2 separate regions of the Homo sapiens genome follow, and region 1 is linked to region 2. The links are chromatin loops, found by intact Hi-C in ENCODE. Cell type or tissue: B cell. All regions are shown on one strand. Each heading gives the region's core, and the rest is flanking DNA. Links, peaks and the distances in the headings are about the cores only.

What was found. Peaks named below come from ENCODE experiments on the same cell type or tissue, not always from the same donor. Only the 100,000 strongest peaks of a DNase experiment are listed, where the experiment ranks them.
Region 1: it touches region 2 in a loop (29-fold over the local background); 2 of 110 quality-filtered maps call a loop at or near these places.

What each region holds. Positions count from the first base shown.
Region 1 is chrX:71,109,985-71,113,984 of GRCh38, reverse strand. IL2RG (interleukin 2 receptor subunit gamma) reads left to right here and starts at 2,408. Exons shown (of 8, transcript NM_000206.3): 1 at 2,408-2,560; 2 at 2,935-3,088; 3 at 3,297-3,481; 4 at 3,690-3,829. The coding sequence starts at 2,446. RefSeq lists enhancers at 2,256-2,645, 1,748-2,947. In B cell, for the core only: no CTCF peak of the experiment used is centred there; DNase peaks (open chromatin) are centred at 1,374 and 2,334; H3K4me3 peaks cover 3,075 bases; H3K27ac peaks cover 4,000 bases.
Region 2 is chrX:71,251,756-71,257,065 of GRCh38, reverse strand. ZMYM3 (zinc finger MYM-type containing 3) reads left to right here and starts at 2,926. Exons shown (of 25, transcript NM_201599.3): 1 at 2,926-3,037; 2 at 3,792-4,477. The coding sequence starts at 3,811. It overlaps LOC105373247 (a long non-coding RNA gene), which reads right to left and starts at 2,258. Exons shown (of 4, transcript XR_938434.2): 1 at 2,066-2,258. RefSeq lists silencers at 2,311-2,360, 2,381-2,430. In B cell, for the core only: a CTCF peak has its summit at 3,628; DNase peaks (open chromatin) are centred at 1,765, 2,395, 2,825 and 3,605; H3K4me3 peaks cover 2,174 bases; H3K27ac peaks cover 1,922 bases.

The DNA of each region.
Region 1 (4,000 bases), core at 1-4,000, 140 kb after region 2:
TGGGACTACAGGTGAGTGCTACCAAACGTGGCTAATTTTTGTATTTTTGTAGAGATGGGGTTTTGCCTTCTGAAGGATTTTAGCCTACAGAAAGTTAGGAAGAGGCTAATTCCAGAGAAAGGAAATGCGTATGACATATCCAGTGTGGCTGGAATTGATCATTGGAGCTTGGGCTTTATTCTGAAGGCCATGAGTAGCTTTTGAAGACTTTTAAATTGGAGAATGCCCTCTGTAGTGGGTTGAATGTGGCCTCCAAAAAGATATGTTCACTTGGAACCTGTGGATGTCACCTTCTTTGACAAAAGGCTTTTAGCAGCTGTAATTAAGGCAAAGCTCCTAGGAGAGAACACCCTGGATTAGGGTGGGCCATAAATCCAATGACAGGTGTCCCTGTAAGAGAAGAGAAGGATAAAGGAGATGCAGAGAAGAAGAAGAGGTAATGCAAAGATGGAGGCAGAGATTGGAATGATGTGTCTACAAGCCAAGGAGCACCAAGGATCGACGGCAGCCACCAGAAGCTAGAAGAGAGGCATGGAACAACTTCTTCCTCAGCGCCTCCAGAAGGGACCAACCCTGGCCACACTGATTTCGGACTTCTGGGCTCCAGAACTGTGAGAAAATAAATGCCTTTTTTTCCTTTTTAAAAAATTTTTATTTATTTATTTATTTATTTATTTGAGATGGAGTCTCACTCTGTTGCACAGGCTAGAGTGCAGTGGCGCAATTTTGGCTCACTGCAACCTCTGCCTCCTAGATTCAAGCGATTCTCATGTTTCAGCCTCCCGAGTAGCTGGGATTACAGGTGTTGCCACCATGTCTGGCTAATTTTTGTATTTTTAGTAGAGACGGGGTTTCACCAGGTTGGCCAGGCTGGTCTCGAACTCCTCAAGCAATCCACCTGCCTTGGCCTCCCAAAGTGCTGGGATTGCAGGCGTGAGTCACTGCACCCAGCCGAGAGAATAAATTTCTGTTGGTTTAAGCCACTCAGTTTGGGGATAACTTATGGCAGCCCTAGCAAACTAATACATACTAAAGATACATACTAAATACTAAGCTGGGCCATATAGTCCAGTTTTCCTGAGACTCCCAGGCAAGTGCTGTTTTTCTTTGCTTAATATCCTACACCACTTTCTGTCTGGTAAAATTACACTCATTCTTTAAGATGCCACTGAAATAGCACCTCTTCAGCACAGCCTTCACTAAACTATCCCCCTCTCCATCTTGGTAAATTTAGTTACTTCCTCTTCTGTGCTCACATACTTTGTAGTATCTCTACATTTATGCTATAGGACTTGTTACACTATGTTGTATTACTTGTTTATGTCTTCCCCACTTTTCTGTGAGTGTCTAGAAATATGAGGATGTCTTGTTGGTCTATTTCCAGAACATAAGCACAGTGCCTGGCACATATTAAAAACGTAATAAATGTTTGCTGAATAAATAGTTTCTGTAAGTGGCTTCTCCAATCACCTCTGTGTTTTCGGGGAAGGTAAAACTGGCAACAGGATGAAGAATGGATTAGAGAGCAGAGGGCCTTTAGAAAGGGAGGCCAGTTGATGGAGTCTAGATAGAATCATGACTAGAGCTAATGAAAGACTGATTTAGCAGAGTGGCTGTGGTAATGGAAAGGAGGAAACCGTTGGGAGAAACACCACAGAAGCAGAGTGGGTTATATTCTCTGGGTGAGAGAGGGGGAGAAATTGAAGCTGATTCTGAGGTTTCAAGTCTGGGTGACTGAGAGGGTGACGATACCATTGACTGAGGTGGGGAAGGCAGGAAGAGAAGCAGAGTTGGGGGAAGATGGGAAGCTTGAAGCTAGTATTGTTGTTCCTCCATTTCTAGAATATTTTTGTATTATAAGTCACACTTCCTCGCCAGTCTCAACAGGGACCCAGCTCAGGCAGCAGCTAAGGGTGGGTATTCTGGTTTGGATTAGATCAGAGGAAAGACAGCTGTATATGTGCCCACAGGAGCCAAGACGGTATTTTCCATCCTCCCAAAACAGTAGAGCTTTGACAGAGATTTAAGGGTGACCAAGTCAAGGAAGAGGCATGGCATAGAACGGTGATGTCGGGGGTGGGGGTTCAGAACTTCCATTATAGAAGGTAATGATTTAGAGGAGAAGGTGGTTGAGAATGGTGCTAGTGGTAGTGAACAGATCCTTCCCAGGATCTAGGTGGGCTGAGGATTTTTGAGTCTGTGACACTATTGTATATCCAGCTTTAGTTTCTGTTTACCACCTTACAGCAGCACCTAATCTCCTAGAGGACTTAGCCCGTGTCACACAGCACATATTTGCCACACCCTCTGTAAAGCCCTGGTTTATAAGGTTCTTTCCACCGGAAGCTATGACAGAGGAAACGTGTGGGTGGGGAGGGGTAGTGGGTGAGGGACCCAGGTTCCTGACACAGACAGACTACACCCAGGGAATGAAGAGCAAGCGCCATGTTGAAGCCATCATTACCATTCACATCCCTCTTATTCCTGCAGCTGCCCCTGCTGGGAGTGGGGCTGAACACGACAATTCTGACGCCCAATGGGAATGAAGACACCACAGCTGGTGGGAAATCTGGGACTGGAGGGGGCTGGTGAGAAGGGTGGCTGTGGGAAGGGGCCGTACAGAGATCTGGTGCCTGCCACTGGCCATTACAATCATGTGGGCAGAATTGAAAAGTGGAGTGGGAAGGGCAAGGGGGAGGGTTCCCTGCCTCACGCTACTTCTTCTTTCTTTCTTGTTTGTTTGTTTCTTTCTTTCTTTTGAGGCAGGGTCTCACTATGTTGCCTAGGCTGGTCTCAAACTCCTGGCCTCTAGTGATCCTCCTGCCTCAGCCTTTCAAAGCACCAGGATTACAGACATGAGCCACCGTGCTTGGCCTCCTCCTTCTGACCATCATTTCTCTTTCCCTCCCTGCCTTCATTTTCTCCCCAATCTAGATTTCTTCCTGACCACTATGCCCACTGACTCCCTCAGTGTTTCCACTCTGCCCCTCCCAGAGGTTCAGTGTTTTGTGTTCAATGTCGAGTACATGAATTGCACTTGGAACAGCAGCTCTGAGCCCCAGCCTACCAACCTCACTCTGCATTATTGGTATGAGAAGGGACGAGGGGGAGGGGATGAAGAAGAGGTGGGTTGGATCAGAGACCAAGAGAGAGGGTAGCAAGTCTCCCAGGTACCCCACTGTTTTCTCCTGGGGTAAGTCATAAGTCGGTTGAGGGGAGATGAGGCTAGGCTCTGGATATCTGCAGTACCCAGATTGGCCCCACTGTTCCTCTTCCTTCCAACCTTTCTCCTCTAGGTACAAGAACTCGGATAATGATAAAGTCCAGAAGTGCAGCCACTATCTATTCTCTGAAGAAATCACTTCTGGCTGTCAGTTGCAAAAAAAGGAGATCCACCTCTACCAAACATTTGTTGTTCAGCTCCAGGACCCACGGGAACCCAGGAGACAGGCCACACAGATGCTAAAACTGCAGAATCTGGGTAATTTGGAAAGAAAGGGTCAAGAGACCAGGGATACTGTGGGACATTGGAGTCTACAGAGTAGTGTTCTTTTATCATAAGGGTACATGGGCAGAAAAGAGGAGGTAGGGGATCATGATGGGAAGGGAGGAGGTATTAGGGGCACTACCTTCAGGATCCTGACTTGTCTAGGCCAGGGGAATGACCACATATGCACACATATCTCCAGTGATCCCCTGGGCTCCAGAGAACCTAACACTTCACAAACTGAGTGAATCCCAGCTAGAACTGAACTGGAACAACAGATTCTTGAACCACTGTTTGGAGCACTTGGTGCAGTACCGGACTGACTGGGACCACAGCTGGACTGTGAGTGACTAGGGACGTGAATGTAGCAGCTAAGGCCAAGAAAGTAGGGCTAAAGGATTCAACCAGACAGATAGAAGGACCTAATATCAAGCTCCTGTTCTCTGCCTCCCAGCTTCTCTGCTCACCCCCTACCCTCCCTCCTCCAACTCCTTTCCCCCCTATTTTCTCCAG
Region 2 (5,310 bases), core at 1,310-5,309:
AACATCCTGTCCAGAGTGGTAAATTTCTTGCAGTGATGAATATACAGTGACACATTATCAACCAAAGGCCATAGTTTACATAAGGGCTTCCTTTTGGTGTTGTACATTCTATGGGTTTTAATTTTTTTAAATAAAGATTTTATTTTTTAAGAGCAATTTTAGTTTCACAGCAAAACTGACAGGTAGGTCCGGAGAGTCCCATATACCTCCTTCCCCCATGCAGTCACGGCTCCCCTGACTACCAACATCCCTATCAGAGTGGTAAATTTGTTAAAATCGATGAACCTACATTAACACATCATTACTAACCAAAGCCTGCGGTTTACATTAGAGTTAGTTCACCCTTGGTGTTTACATTCTGTATCTTTGAACAAATGTATACTTACAAGTATCCACTATTACAGTATCATGAGAGTATTTTCGCTACCGTAAAAATCCTCTGTGCTGTCTGCCATTAGTTGTTTTTTGTTTTTGTTTTTTTAATGTGGGGTTTTGTTTTGTTTGGTTTGAGACAGAGCCCTCGTCTGTCGCCCCGGGCTGGAGTGCAGTGGCGCCATCTGAGCTCGCTGCAATTTCTGCCTCCCAGCTCAAGTGATCCTCACACCTCCGCCTCCTGAGTAGCTGGGACTACAGGTGCACACCAGCACACCTTGCTAATTTTTTGTATTTTTTGTAGAGAAGGGGTTTCACCATGTTGCTCAGGCTGGTTTGGAACTCCCGGGCTCAAAGGATCCAACCGTCTTGGCATCCCAAAGTGCCAGGATTACAGGCGTGAGTCACTGCGCCAGACTTAAAATGTGGTTGTTAATGACTACGTCTGTTGCATAACCAAAATCCCCTATTATTGGGCATTTAGATTGTTTCCTTATCTGTTTTAAAGAGGAGAAAACTAAGGCCCTTCACTTGACAAGTCACTTGTCCAAAGTCACCTGGCTAAAAAGTAGGCAGAACTGATATTAGAAATCTGGTCTGACTCCAGAACCCATTCTTAGGCCACCACACTGCGTCTAGAATTAATAACACACCACTTAACCCCGTTAGATCAGCTCCCCTCAACTTGAAAGATAGTGACCAGGCACCTCCACAAGCAGAGCAGCCAAGGATTCAAGTATATGTTGAGGAAGGCAGGCAATACAGAAAAAACTAGGTGGCTCAACTGAGATGGAACAAGCAGAAAATGCAAAGGGGAGGTCCAGGAATAGAAATAAACAGGAGGTAGGAGATGGGTACACAGAATGCTGGTTAAGACAAAGAGAAAGCTGGATTTGGGAAATCTAAAAGTAAGAAACTCTGGCTTTTATCTCTGTATGTAGGAGGGAGCAAAGATAACCTCAAGGCCATGTGGGGAGCTAGCAAGGATAAGGTTTCTGGGAAAAGGAATGAGAAAAGGGAGGGTAAACTCCCGAGGACTACAAGAGCAGGAGAGGCTTTGTGTGGCCAGGAGGAGAGGCCAGAAGTCAACGAGGCAGGCTAGAATAGGCACTGGATACCAAACCTTCCTGTTCCTAAGGAGACTTCCTTCCAGCCTGAGCCTCCTCTAGTAGTTCGGCTACTAAATGCTCTCAGCCCTTAGGGGCTGTGGTGGGAAGTGGGGAGCGGGGATTGTAAAGTGCTCTAACTATTAATATAATGCGGACTGAGAATGGATGCTGGCACAATTTTTTAAAGGCAGTAGGCTTAACGCTAGTGCCACCTACCCCTACTCCACTTCTCTAGCCTAACCTCAGCCACACCCACATGCTAAGGACCATCCAGGAGGGGGGAGCGTGTAGCGCGCCTGCGTGCTCGTGCGCACGAGAAGCAGAGAGGCAGAGAAGGAGACAAAAAGAGATAGGGGGAGAGAGAGAGAGAGAGCGAGAAGAGAGAGACAGACAAGGACAGAAAGGGGGCTGGAGGAGAAAGAGAGAGAGAGATACAGAGAGAGAGAGAGAGAGAGAGAGAGAGAGAGAGAGAGAGAGAGAGAGAGAGAGAGAGAGAGAGATCAGCCCTGGTGAGGGAGGAAAACTCCATAGATAATACAGGGAGCTCCTGCAGGAAGACTCAGGGAGAAGATCCCAGAACTTACCCTAAGACTGTTGAGAGAGTAGGGGGTAGCTTTGCAGGACCTGGTTTGGGGGTCATCAAGCAGTAACGGTTACTGCACAGGCGTTGCCACTGAGCCAGAGCCATTTAACCCGACCTGTGTGGCTGGGGATCAAGCTTCAGATACCCCATAACTCTGACTCTCAGACTGTTTTGGGGGCCCCGTGGCTGCAGACAAGGGAAGGAGGGGCACGTGAGGGCTGGGTCCCTGCCTCCCCCCGTCCTCCGCTGTCACTCACTACCCCAACAGTCGCCCAGGGGGCGGGACCCGGAGAGGTGGGGATGGGGGAGGGTAATCTTGGCAGGCGCCTGCTGCATGGCGTAGGTAGGGACTATTGAGGGGGGCGGACGCCGAGGGGGTGAACACGAGTGGGAAGCTAAGAGAGACACGGGGAGGGGGAGGGGACCGGGAACCATTTGAATGAGAGGAGGGGATCACGGGTAGAGTGGGCTCCAGGAGGTAGGGCGAGCAGGGTGTGACGGGGGCCAGACTCTTGAGCCAGGTAAGGGGAGCAGGTGCGTAGATCTGTGTTTTTTGTGGGTGAGCGCACTCGGCCCTTGGGTGGAAAGGGGACGCCGCCTTTCCCGGGGGGCCGGCTTCAAAGCTCCAGAGGCTATCTTTTCCTTCTCAACTAACGGGGCCCCGGGCGGGGGCTCAGGCGCCGTCTCTAGTGGCTGCATTCCACTCCGCAATTTCCAGGCGGCCACTGGACTGGGAGTCTCGCGCCGGGGGCCGGCGCTGTCTCGCGAGCCCCCTCCTCGAGCCAGCCAATGGGGTTGGTTGCTGGCACCGCCCGCCCGCCTGGTGCAGAGCGCTGGGCGCTGCGAGCGGCGCTGCCATTTAAAGGGGCCGCGACCCCTGTCCCGGCTGCTAGGGAGGGAGGTAGAGAAGGAGCGCGGGGCCGTCGCTGTCTGCAGTTCTAGGCTTGTAGCCTTTGCACTAACCCTGCCGCAGGTAGGGGTCGGGCCTGCTCAAGCCGAACCGAACCTGCAAGCGGGATCTTGCAGTAGCCGGGAGGCGGTGGTGGGGGGGTCTAAGGAGAGATCGTAGCTCCAAAATGTCTTCCTGTAAATGCCTGAGGTTGGGGGTGGGCAACAGGAGAAGGGAGGACTGGAGGAGCAATGGGAAAGGGGGACGGGGCTGAGGAAGTGGGCGACCTGAAAGGTAACTGGGGGGAAGGGGTTGCGAAGGGCAGTTTGTGGGGGCGGGGGAAGGGCCGAGGGAGGACCTAGCAACGCGGGGAGGGGGGGTGGGGCCAGACAGGGTGGGTAAAGACTGGGGAGCTGGGGGGCTCCTGCAGAGTGGGGAGGGAATAGAAACTGAGATCGCGGGGGCGGGAAAGGCTCCTGGTGGCGACGGCCTTAGGAGACTCTAAGGGGGCGTTCAGCCTGAGTTGCGGGGGGTAAAAGGTAAGGGGGGAAGGGAATGGGAGTTGCAGTCGAGTAGGGGGGTGGGCGGGTAGAACGACCGACTGCCTGGCCAGTGTGGGCACGGGGCCAGGGCGGGGAACGCCTCTCCCCACTGGGGGCGCTGTATTGGGGGGAGTGGTCATTAGGACTAAAGCCTTCGGAAATGCTTGTAGATTGTGGTGGTGGGGGCTGCTCATGAGAAATCCAAGTGGATGATGGGGTGTGTCTCAGAGCCTATATAAGAAGGAATTCAGGCTAAGACCACCTCTACTGCCCCCTCTTCTACTCCTAATCTGCAGTACATATCCAGCCATACTCATGGACCCCAGTGATTTCCCCAGTCCATTTGACCCATTGACCCTGCCAGAGAAGCCCCTGGCTGGAGACCTACCAGTAGACATGGAATTTGGAGAGGATCTACTGGAATCCCAGACTGCCCCAACTCGAGGATGGGCCCCCCCTGGCCCTTCTCCATCCTCGGGAGCCCTGGACCTGCTTGATACCCCTGCTGGCCTGGAAAAAGACCCTGGAGTCCTGGATGGAGCCACTGAGTTGCTGGGGCTGGGGGGGCTGCTCTATAAAGCCCCCTCTCCCCCGGAGGTGGACCACGGTCCTGAGGGAACCCTGGCATGGGATGCAGGAGATCAGACCCTAGAGCCTGGACCAGGGGGCCAGACCCCTGAGGTGGTACCACCTGATCCAGGGGCTGGGGCAAATTCCTGTTCACCTGAGGGGCTACTAGAGCCTTTGGCTCCAGATTCTCCAATAACACTGCAGTCCCCACATATTGAAGAGGAGGAGACCACCTCCATAGCTACTGCAAGAAGGGGCTCCCCTGGGCAGGAGGAGGAGCTTCCCCAAGGGCAGCCACAGAGCCCAAATGCCCCGCCTAGCCCTTCAGTGGGAGAGACTCTGGGGGATGGAATCAACAGTTCTCAGACCAAACCTGGGGGCTCTAGCCCCCCTGCACATCCTTCCTTGCCAGGTAGGTTGCCTAATTATCTGGAGAATCAGGGCTGGGAGAGGGTGGTGGTAAGGAGGGGTGGCTATGTGCTTTGGGAAGTAGTGGGGAGGAGGAGGGTGGAGAGATAAGTGTAGGGATGTGTGTGGGGAAGGACTTGGGGTTTACGAGGGAGGAGTGGGGTGGTGTGTAGAGGAAGATTAAGGAAAGTAGGGGTGGGCACAGGCTGTGGGGGAGGAATGGGGTAAGGTTTCAGGGAGCGTAGGTTGGGAGGAGTGAATTTGGTGGGAAGGGTTCCCTTTTTCCTACCCCAGTGGGCTTTTGGTGCCAGAGTCCTTCCTTCAGGATTTGGGGGAGTACACCAGGCTTCTTGGTTCTAAGACCTTTACAGCTTTTTGGTTCTAGATGGGAGTGGGATTTCTGGGTTTGATGAATGGTAACTAGGTTCTGGAGCCCCTAACAGCATAAGGATTTCAGCAGAGCGATAGAAATGCAGGGTCTAGGATTGCGTCTCTGATAGGGGAGGGACAACCTTGACTTGAGAGGCTCTAGTGTCTCCCCTCTTCTGCCTAGTGGTGTGCCTCTATCAGGCTGTGACGAGGGTCTTAGGGCTTATATAACCACCTGAATCCAGGGGAAGCTACCCATACACTGATGCTTCCTTTTCCTTTTGCTACCTTTGGGTGGTTGTGTGTGTTTTTCATTGGTAAAATATAAATTCTTAATGAAAGGTATATTACCTGTGTTTCCTTAACCCCCAAGGATTGGGACAGAAAGCTGGTGGGAAGGATAGATTTTTTTTTTTTCATGGAATAGCTGCACGTGCACCCCCCCACCCTTAGTACAGAGCCTGAGGT